Linked DNA regions of Homo sapiens: region 1 is linked to region 2. Evidence: chromatin contacts called from ENCODE Hi-C or POLR2A ChIA-PET data. All regions are on one chromosome and are shown on one strand. Each heading gives the region's core, a stretch centred on a gene start or an enhancer-like site at or near the end of the contact. The rest is flanking DNA. Distances are from core to core; before and after follow the strand shown. Region 1 overlaps ADORA2A-AS1 (ADORA2A antisense RNA 1). Region 2 holds the start of SPECC1L-ADORA2A (SPECC1L-ADORA2A readthrough (NMD candidate)).

Region 1 (5,493 bases), core at 839-3,338, 200 kb before region 2:
TTATGGTTTAAATATATATATAACGTAAAATTGGCCATTTTAACCCTAGCAACATAGCAAGCCTAGGCAACATAACAAGACCTCATTGCTGCAAAAAAAAATTTTTATATTATCCAGGCTTGGTGGCACATGCCTGTAGTCCCAGCTACTCGGGAGGCCGAGGTGAGGGGATTGCTTGAGCCCAGGAGTTTAAGGCTGCAGTGAGCTGTGATTGTGCCATTGCACTCCAGCCTGGGCAATAGAGCAAGACCCTGTTTCAAAAATATAAAAGAAAATAAAATATTTAAAAATTAAAATAAATTTTAAAAAGAAAGTATAACAGGTTTTGAAAACTTAGTAATTTGCCTAAGATCGCACAGCTCATACTCCATAGTAGCAACCATCAGTTTTATTATAAAGTAATAAAAATTCTTACAAAGAATGAAGTTTTAGCCATCTTTCTGGGTGTTATAAGGGATTTTGGGTATCATCTAACCCCTTCATTTTACAGGATAACAGATTCATTGAGGTGAGATGGCTACCCCAAGTTAGGAATCCCATCAGTAGCAGGCCTCCTAATCCAAGGGACGGGATTTAGAGTAGGTCACAGAAGAGGTCTTTTGCTCTTTGACAAAACAAGTAGGGTTTGAATCTCTCCTGCCCCAAAATGAAATTTAGGAGTCTCTTACTTGAGACATCTCTTTTTTTTTTTTGAGACGGAGTCTCGCTCTGTAGCCCAGGCTGGAGTGCAGTGGCGCTATCTCGGCTCACTGCAAGCTCTGCCTCCTGGGTTCACACCATTCTCCTGCCTCAGCCTCCCAAGTAGCTGGGACTATAGGTGCCTGCCACCACGCCTGGCTAATTTTTTGTATTTTTAGTAGAGACAGGGTTTCACCGTGTTAGCCAGGATGGTCTTGATCTCCTGACCTCATGATCCACCTGCCTCGGCCTCCCAAAGTGCTGGGATTACAGGTGTGAGCCACCACACCCGGCCAGATATCTCTCGTATGTCCCATGCACCTGTACTGTCTAGTAGGAGGGAATGGGCCCACTGTGCCCTGATATTATTGTTTCTGTTTATCTGAAACTATGCAGCAAGCCTTCAGAGCCTATCTCAATTTCTACTTGTGAGAAAATTTCTCTGATTGTCCTACCACATCCAATTCTCACCTAATTCTTAGACACATTAGTATTTGAAACATATAATTAGCCATCAGAGAATGATGTGAGGCATTTTATAGCTGTGTCCATTTATGAGTCCATTCTGCCCACTAGTGTAAAGCACCAGAGAGGCCAGAGGTAGGTGACTGATTCCTGCTAGAAGGTCCCCAATAGATGGTTGTTGGTTGCTTGGATTAATTGAGCTGTGCCGTTCTGAAAACAAACGAACAAACAAACAAAAAAACCCTATGATTTTAGATATGAGTTATTCCAAAGGCTTCTCTGCACCTCCCCGCAGAGCTACATACTAGGTCACAGAACATTGGAATTGGTGGACATTGTGGCTATCCCTCAGTTGCTGAGAACCAAGTGTGACCCTTCCCTGTTTTTCTTACCCTGGCATTAATTACACCTTCATTTATGTGATTGTTTGATTACAGTTCATCTTCTCCTCCTCCCTTCCACCCCCAATAGACTAGAAATTCCATGAGAACATAGACTGTCTGGCTTGACTCATCATCGTATCTCCAGCACCAAGCCTGGCACATAGTAGGTGCTCAAGAAATATTCGTTGAAGGACTGGATGAATGAATATAGTACCTTATTTTATAGATGAGGAAGCAGAGGCCCAAAGAGGTCAGGTCAGTGGCAGAGCTGGGACAAGAAGGCAAGTCTCCTGGTTCCTCAGCCAGCATTCTTTCTGTTTTCCTCTGTATCCTCTCAGCATTAGAATTGGAAAATCTTGGAACCTAGTCTTAAACACTTTTATTTTGCAAATGGGAAACTGAGGCCCAGAGAGGGGAAAAACTTACCCAAGGCCACAGAAAGAGGCACTGGCAAAGCAAAGTCTGGTACCTAGGTCTCCTGACTCCCAAGCTAGTGCTCTTTCTTTGTAAAAGCACAGAAAAAACAAAGCTGAATTGGGCTTCTTGCCAAGCCCCTGCAGGAGGTCACATAGCTGAGCAGCTCTCAGAGTTCCTTGTCTATTCTTAGCCTGAACTTTTAGTGACTCTGGTCTTCAGCAGCCTTTTTCCCCTTTTTTCCTTTGCATTTGGTCTGTTGTGTATATGTAGTGTGTGTTTTAAATAAATGGTGCTACGTGTAGGAAATGGGCTTCAGCACAGTCCTGCTGCAGAGGCCCTGGAAAGAATAAATGTGAGAGAAGGGGCCCTGAGAAGACAATCAACTTCCCTTCCTCTGAAGTGACCCCAGTGTCCCAGAGCCACCCCCTCTCTGCTGCTTGTCACAACACAACTGCCAACAGAAGGCTAAACTCCTTACACAATAAGAAGGAAATCAACAGAATTTACAAGGAGGATTGGCTGTTAGTATTTGCCACTGAAGCCTCATTTTGATGAAGATCAAAAATCAGCTCTTCCTAAGCTGTGGTCCCTCTTCTAACATACACTTCAATTTCCCACCAACAAGTCATTTTTCAGTCAGTCACCAAACATGAATGAAAAGACCCTTCAGACGCAGTTCTAGCCTCTCAAAGCCTACCGCTTTCTCTACTTGCACAAACACTTTCTCCAGAGACATACAAGAAATTTAAGCAGCTACTGACCTCAGGTTACTTGGAAAAGACAAGAGACACAGAGGATAGAAGATAACTAATGTTGCCCTTGTGCAAAATGACCAATGAGAAGAACAGCTCTACATCAAGTTCACATTAGGCAGAGGTTGCTCTGGGCTAAGCTAGGTCAAGGAAAATTCAGGGGAGCAACTTGAACTGGTCTTGTCTATCAGTTATCTATTGCTGTGTAACATATTGCTCCACTTTGTGTTTTAGTTGTCTATTTTTTTTTTTTTTTTATAGAGACAGGGTCTTACTGTGTTGCCCAGGCTGGTCTTGAATTCCTGGGCTCAAAGGATCCTCCTGCGTCAGCCTCCCAAAGTGGTAGGATTACAGGTGTGAGCTGCCACGCGTAGCCTAGTGTCTATTCTTCCATGACAAATTACCTTAAAACTTAGTGGCCTAAAACAATAAACATTTATTATCCAACAGTTTCTATGGGTCAAGAATCCAGGTGTAGCTCAGCCAGGTGCCTCTGGCTCAGTCTTTCATGAGGTTTTAGTTAAGCTCTCAGCCTAAAGGCTCATCAGAGGGTAGAGAAGAATCCAGTTTCAAGCTCACTGAAGTGGTCGTTGGTAGGCCTCAGTCCCTCCAGACATAAGCCTCTCTATAGGGCTGCTTCAAGACTTGGTGCCGGCTTCACCAGGGTGAGAGGTTTAAGAGAGGAAGCGTGACCAAGATGGAAGCCACATTCCTTTTGCAACCTAATCTCAGAAGCGATATCCCATCACTTTTGTTGTATTCTTGTTATCAGCAGTGAGTCACCAAGTTCAGCCCACATACAAGGATGTGAATACCACGAGGCAGAGATCATGGGAGCCATCTTAGAGGCTGCCTGCCATACCTTGCCAGATGGATAGGATTTAAGTAAGGCATAGTAAGCATTCTAGTTAGTGAATTGGAGTTTTGAAAGGTTTGACTGGGGATGACCCTTGGTTGGAAAAAGACATCTAAATAGGAGGGTAGGAGGCCCAGATTGAACTGGGTTTTCAATGCCAGGCCAAAGAGTTTTACAGTGATGTGCCACATAACACATCTAATGGTGGGCCCGTAAGATTATAATGGAGCTGAAAAATTCCCATTGCCTGGTGATGTCATGGCCATTATACCATCCTATTGCAGTGCATTACTTACGTGCTTTTGATGATGTTGGTGTAAACACACCTATTGCACTGCCAGTCATATAAAAATATAGCACATACGATTACATACAGTGCATAATACTTCATAATAAATGATGATGTTACTAGTTTATATATTTACTATACTATTAATCGTTATTTTAGAGTGTACTCTTTCTACTTATAGGAAAAAAAAGTTAACTGTAAAACAGCCTCAGGTACATCCTTCAGGAAATATTTGAGAAGAAAGTAGTATTATCATAGAGGATAGCTCCATGCATATTATTGCATGGAGCTTCCAGTGGGACAGGATGTGGAGATGGGAGACAGTGATATTGATGATCCTGACCCTGGGTAGGGAGGGTCTCTGGATAGCCCTGACCTAGGTTAATGTGTATGTGTCTGTCTTAGTTTCAAACAAAACTGTTTAAAAAGTAAAACAAAAATAAAATTTTAAAAATGGAAATAAACTTATAGAATAAGGATATAAATAAGCTATTTTTGTACAGCTGTACAATGTTTTGGTATTTTAAGCTAAGGGTTATTACAAAAGAGTCAAAAGGTTAAAAATTAGAAGGTTTATAATGTCAAAAAGTTACTATAAGCTAAGCTTAATTTATTGAAGAAAGAAAAATTTAAAAATACATTTAGTGTAGCCCAAGTATACAGTGTTTATAAAGTCTACAGTAGTGCACAGTAATGCCGTGGGCCTTCACATTCATTCACCACTCACTCACTGACACACCCAGAGCAACCTCCAGTCCTGCAAGTTCCATTCATGGTATGTGCCCTCTGCAGGTGTACTGTCTAAAAAATTTTTGGCCGGGCATGATGGCTCATGCCTGTAATCCCCGCACTTTGGGAGGCCAAGGCGGGTGGATCACGAGGTCAGGAGATCGAGACCATCCTGGCTAACATGGTGAAACCCCGTCTCTACTAAAAACATAAAAAATAAGCCGGGCATGGTGGCACGCACCTATAGTTCCAGCTACTCAGGAGACTGAGGCAGGAGAATCGCTTGAACCCAAGAGGCGGAGGTTGCAGTCAGCCAAGATCGCGCCACTCTACTCCAGCCTGGGTGACGGAGCAAGACTCCATCTCAAAAAAAAAAAAAAAGGAACTAAGTCTATTTTATTCCTATTGTATCTGTATAATTTACAATAGAGGTTGGCATATAGTAGGTGACCATGAAAATTTGTTGACTGAATAATGCAGTTACCAGATTTGTTTTTTGAAATTTCTGACAATCTAATCCCAAGGAAGCTTATGTATTTACTTTAGGAGCTTCTAATCAGGATATAAATGTTGTCCCCTATTTCTTTTCTTTTCTTTTTTTTTTTGAGACAGAGTCTTGCCCTGTTGCCCAGGCTGGAGTGCAATGGCGTGATCTCGGCTCACTGTAACCTCTGCCTCCCAGGTTCAAGCGATTCTCCTGCCTTAGCCCCCTCAGTAGCTGGGACTACAGGCATGTGCCACCACGCCCAGCTATTTTTTTGTATTTTTAGTAGAGGCGGGGTTTTGCCATGTTGTCCAGGCTGGTCTTGAACTCCTGACCTCAGGTGATCCACCTGCCTCGGCCTCCCAAAGTGCTGGGATTACAGGTGTGAGCCACTGCACCCGGCCTACTTGTCCCCTATTTTTAAGGCAACATTATTCAAA
Region 2 (5,667 bases), core at 2,229-4,728:
ATCATAATTGTCCCTCCCTCTCAACATACCCAAAATACGTTGTTTAAGGCTACTTTCCTAATGGTCATGTTATTTCACAGTAAAAGACTGAGGTCACAATGATTTCTGAGCTGACAGAAAACCCCATGGGGGTTCTTTACCTCGCATCTAGTCTATTCAGTACTAACAATTCCAACCACCAGAAAGAATTTCCCTGCCTAGGCTTATTTGTTGGCACAACACAAAAAAATCTCCTGGGGCTGGGTGAGGTGGCTAGTGCCTGTAATCTCAGCACTTTGGGAGGCCAAGGCAGGCGGATCACCTGAGGTCGGGAGTTCCAGACCAGCCTGACCAACATGGAAAAACCCTGTCTCTACTAAAAATACAAAATCAGCCAGGGGTGGTGGCACATGCCTGTAATCCCACCTACTTGGGAGGCTGAGGCAGGAGAATCGCTTGAACCTGGGAGGCGTAGGTTGCGGTGAGCGGAGATCATGCCATTAGACTCCAGCCTGGGCAACAAGAGCGAAACTGTCTCAAAAACAATTATATCTAATAAAAAAGATCTATTTAACAATGATCAGAATAGGAACATCTTTAATGCCATGCAAATTTAACAGCTTTCTCAGTGGATTTCTCAGTAGACTGTGACCAATGATCTCAAAATAAACTCATATTTACTCTTAAGAAATACTCTATATTTGAATCTTCTTAACAGCAAAAGCCCCAGGAACTTTTTCCTGAACTCCCTAACAGCAGCAGGAAAACAAGAGATTCTCGGCTCTCTTTATTTTTAAAAATCACAATAACTACCCTTGCATTTACTATTTACGTTTACCATATATCACCATTTACTATCACCATCATTTCATAAAAGATGCTTTATTTTAACACCAAGAAAGCAGAACTTTTTTAAAGAAAAGATAGTCCTTCAATTGAATAAATTGAATTGTATAAAAGACTCCCAATATTGTCCTTTTTTTCTTATTTCTGTTCCCTTACTGAGCTGAGCAGTTTGCATAATACCACACACAGGTTAGTCATGTGATTTAAATATGTATATGATAGTAATTTTGATACTATCACTTAAGTCATTCGAAATATCAGATGCACTGTGTGTCAAGTCAGTTATAGAGAACCACTGCTTCAGAGAAATCACATCTGAGGAAGAAACACCGCAGATACACCTCCTAAAAGTTCACCTTTGAAACAGAAATTTTGATACAAACTTCACTTTAACTACAACTGTAATTGTAATTATTACAGTTATTCTCCACTCACTAGATACTGTACTTGACACTCACGTTATTTAGTTGGCTACCAACGTGCACCTGTGATAAAGCTTTCCTATGGCACAACATTCACTTTCTTACTGAAAATGTCAAGAAAACCCCTACACACCTGCAACCATTAGGAAGCATTCTCCAGCTATCAAAAAAGTCACTGAATCGGCTAAGCGACTCTGTGTGGTATACACTAAATCAAAGGGGAAAAGGTGTTTTTTTGGAGGAAAAAAATACTGGATTAGCCATTTATTGAAACAATTTTACCCACAACAATACTTCTCCTTTCACTATATACCCTTCTATGTTGGTTTGGTTATTTTACAACATACATGTATATTGTAATAGCTGTTTTTTTTTTTTTTTGAGACAGAGTCTCACTCTGTCGCCCAGGCTGGAGTGCAGTGGCGAGACCTCGGTTCACTGCACCCTCTGCCTCCTAAGCAATTCTCCTGTCTCGGCCTCCCGAGCCGCTGGGATCACAAGCGTGTGCCACCACGCCCGACTAATTTTTATATTTTTTGTAGAGACGGGGTTTCACCATGTTGGCCAGGCTGGTATCGAACTCCTAACCTCAGGTGATCCACCCGCCTCGGCCTCCCAAACTACTGTGATTACAGGCGTGAGCCAGGGAGCTCGGCCTTGTTATATCTGGTTTTTGTTTTTTTGAGACGGAGCCTCGCTCTGTAGCCCAGGCTGGGGTACAGTGGCGCGAACTCGGCTCACTGCAACCTCCGCCTCCCGGGTTCAAGCGATTCTCCTGCCTCACCCTCCTGAGTAGCTGGGATTACAGGCGCGCGCTTTTTGTATTTTTAGTAGAGACAGGATTTCACCATGTTGGTCAGGCTGGTCTTGAACTCCTGACTTCAGGTGATCCGCCCGCCCCGGCCTCCCAAAGTGCTGGGATTACAGGCATGAGGCACCGCGCCTGGCCTGGTTTTTAATTACGAAGAAAAAATTACTATAGTCCCTTTGGTATCACCTACATTGGCAAAATTGCAGTCCCCCTCCACTCCCTGAAGCCACCAGAAATGACTGCTGTTGTCTACAAAGCCTACAGCTCTGATTTCATCTCAAGATGTGTCCTACTGGGTGACAGCAAATGCCATTTTTTAAAGGCTTGTATCTGTTATAAGCTTGGGAAATATTATCATGGCTTAAGAGGCTCTTTTGACAAAAGAAAACACTGTTCCCTGAAATCACCTGGGCTGTTCACGGGAATCTTTTCCTCGCCCTTCTGGTACTTGGACAAATGATCAAGGATATCAACAAATCAAGGTTCCCCGCATTTGAATGATCACAGAATTTTTGCGTGTTCTGTAAATGGGCTAAAACTACTGGAAACTGATTTCTTTTCGTCATCTCCAGGGCAGCTTGCCCAACGTGCCGCGACTATGATGTCTTAGACTTAACTACTTAAGGTAATACAATTACCAAATTCCTGGAAACGCAAAATTTCCTCAGACAGGTACCGGATTATTCACATCCAACCTGATGCAATTAACCACGTCTCAAGAAAAAAGGACGTTCCGTCCGCCTCGGGCGCCGGCCACAGCAGAAGCAGCACCGGCAGCAGGCCCGGGGTCCGCCGCCTGTGGCCCCTGCTCCTCCGCTCTGCGCCCTCGGGGCCACTGAACAACGCTGTCCCCGCCCCAGGCAAGGGACCCGGGCGATGGGGCGGCAGCCCCAGCCTCTCCCGGAGCGGCGGAAAGGCAAGCACGAGGGTCGCACCCGGCCTGTCTGCACACAGTCAAGCCGCAAGCGGGGTCCCAGAACCAGCTGAACCCCAACACCAACGGACGAAGGCCAGTGGGTCTCGGCGGCGAAGCCTGCGGGTTGTTCCAGAAGCCCCGAAGCCCAGAACGAGGACGGCGCGGGAAGGGAAAGGCGCAGGCGCGGGACACACTGGAGGGGCCCAGGAGCAGAGACGGCGCAGGCGCTGGGCCTGCCGGGGTCTGCGGGGACGCCCGGGCGCGGCAGCGCGGGCGGCGCTGAGGCGATAAACCAACCCGCCAGCGAACACTGCGGGAACCCGGCTGCTGCTCTTACCGCGCTGCACCGCATCGCTCCCTCGCAATCTCCTGGTTTGGGCTGGGCGGTGAGCTCACCCGGTGGCTCAGCCGAGACCCGTTGAGTCCGGCCTCAGGAAAGCAGCCTACCCCGCAGCGCCGCTTGCCGGGCCGCCCGGCCTCCCTCGCGGGCCCCGCCCTTGGCCAGCCCCTTCGCGCCCAGCAGGGCTGCGGCCGTCTGCGCAGGCGTCGTGGAGGCCCCGCCTACATTCCTTCACTGCGCAGGCGCCGCCGTCCCCCACCACCACCCCCTCCCCTTCCCCCATCTCCGGCTCGCGTCCGTCTCGGCACTGGGTCGCGCAGCCGCTCTGCCACTTGGCCGGTCAAGAAAGTAGCCGGCCAGCCGGTGCGCATGCCTCAGGTCTTGGGCTGGAGCCGGGCAAGGCGGGTCCCTTCAGAGGCCCCACTGGGCCCAGCGGAATGATGCTCAGAGTCCGCTAGTCCCAAAAGTTCTCCTCAGCGTGTTTACCGTGTGCCAAGGACTGTGCTATGCATGAGCCAGACAGCAGTGAGGAAAACACAAAGCCCTGTCCTCCTGGCACTCCCGGTACATAAGGGAACAGACAAAAAGAATAAGCGAGCAACATATATGTATATATATATGTATATACATATATATATACGTATATATATATACGTATATATATATGTATATATATACATATATATATACGTATATATATATGTATATATATGTGTATATATATACATATATATATGTATATATATATATATATATATATAAAATATTAAAGAAATTCTGGGGGAGTTCGAGTTCCATCGGCCCCCATCCGGGCCACCCTGCCACCTTAGCGGCTGCTCCTCCCCAGAATGCTGATGCCTAAGAAAAACCGGATTGCCATTTATGAACTCCTTTTTAAAGAGGAAGTCACGGTGGTCAAGAAGGATGTCCACATGCCTAAGCACCTGGAGTTGGCAGACAAGAATGTGCCCGGCCGGGCGCGGTGGCTTAGGCCTGTAATCCCAGCACTTTGGGAGGCCGAGGCGGGCGGATCACGAGGTCAGGAGTTCAAGACCAGCCTGGCCAAGATGGTGAAACCCGTGTCTACTAAAAATACAAAAATATTAGCCAGGCGCGGTGGCAGACACCTGTAATCCCAGCTAGTCGGGAGGCCAAGGCAGGAGAATTGCTTGAACCCAGGGGGCGGAGGTTGCAGTGAGCCGAGATCGCGCCCCTGCACTCCAGCCTGGGCGACAGAGTGAGACTCCTCTCAAAAAAAAAAGAATGTGTGTGCCCAACCTTCCTGTCATGTAGTCCCGAGGCTACTACGTGAAGGAACAGTTTGCCTGGAGACATGTCTACTGGTACCTTACCAATGAGGATATCCAGTATCTCCGTGATTACCTTCATCTGCCCCTGGAGATTGTGCCTGCCACCCTACGCCGCAGCCGTCCAGGGACTGGCAGGCCTCGGTCTAAAGGTCTGGAGGGTGAGCGACCTGCAAGACTCACAAGAGGAGAAGCCGACAGAGATACCTACAGAAGGAGTGCTGTGCCCCCTGGTGCCGACAAGAAAGCCGAGGCTGGGGCTGGGTCAGCAACCGAATTCCAGTTTAGAGGCAAATTTGGTCGTGGACACCGTCAGCCACCTCAGTAGAATTGGAGAGGATTATTTTGCATTGAATAAACTTACAGCCAAAAAGACTTAAAAAAAAAAAAAGAAAAAAATTGTATTATGTCGCAAATGAACCTGTTGCAATGATCATACAGGTTTTTTCCTTTGATAGTTTGTACTACTTTAATAGTTTTTTCTTTTATTACATAATCTTAGTTTCCTAGGAAAACCCCAACTTGGTCGTGATACATGTTTAATCCATTGCTGGATTATTTGCTAATATTTTATTTAGCGTTTTTGCATATATGTCCATAAGAAGTTAGTCCATACTTTTGCCTCCTTGTACTATTTATGTCTGGTTTGGTTTTAAGCCTATACTAAATTCACAGTGAGTTGGGGAGAATTCCATTTGCTTCTTTTTCTGAAAGATTATCTAGGCTGGGCACTGTGGCCTACGCTTGTAAAACTAGCATTTTGGGAGGCCGAGGTGGGCGGATTACCGGAGGTCGGGAGTTCAAGAACAGCCTGGCCAACATGGTGAAACCCCATCTCTACTAAAAATACAAAAAATTAGCCGGGCACACCTGTAATCCCAGCTACTCTGGAGGCTGAGGCAGGATAATTGCTTGAACCTGGGAGGCAGAGGTTGCAGTGAGCAGAGATCACGCCACTGCACTCCAGTCTGGGCTACAAAGCGAGACTTTCTGTCAAAAATAAATAATTAATTTTTAAAAATTATGTAGAAGATAAAAACTTTATG

The links. Hi-C counts contacts between places; a loop is a spot of excess contacts on that map. ChIA-PET counts read pairs that join two places held with the same protein, here RNA polymerase II (POLR2A). Pooled maps may share reads with other maps.
Region 1: a pooled map shows a loop between it and region 2 (3-fold over the local background). The contact joins the enhancer-like site here to the promoter of SPECC1L-ADORA2A in region 2. A Hi-C loop is called at or near these places in 3 of 50 pooled maps. POLR2A ChIA-PET finds 5 or more read pairs at or near these places in 4 of 52 experiments (AG04450, Panc1, activated CD4-positive, alpha-beta T cell and 1 more).

What each region holds. Positions count from the first base shown.
Region 1 is chr22:24,463,751-24,469,243 of GRCh38, reverse strand. The region is part of intron 3 of ADORA2A-AS1 (ADORA2A antisense RNA 1); the gene reads left to right. Among named protein-coding and RNA genes, the nearest start is that of ADORA2A-AS1, 29 kb to the left of the region's middle. Within about 2 kb of position 2,088, at least 9 of the 41 ENCODE cell types and tissues checked have a DNase peak (open chromatin) inside an H3K27ac peak, as active enhancers do.
Region 2 is chr22:24,268,628-24,274,294 of GRCh38, reverse strand. It overlaps SPECC1L-ADORA2A (SPECC1L-ADORA2A readthrough (NMD candidate)), which reads right to left and starts at 3,478. Exons shown (of 20, transcript NR_103546.1): 1 at 3,312-3,478. It overlaps SPECC1L (sperm antigen with calponin homology and coiled-coil domains 1 like), which reads right to left and starts at 3,464. Exons shown (of 17, transcript NM_015330.6): 1 at 3,312-3,464. It also overlaps the pseudogene RPS10P29. RefSeq lists an enhancer at 3,006-3,085 and a silencer at 3,146-3,675.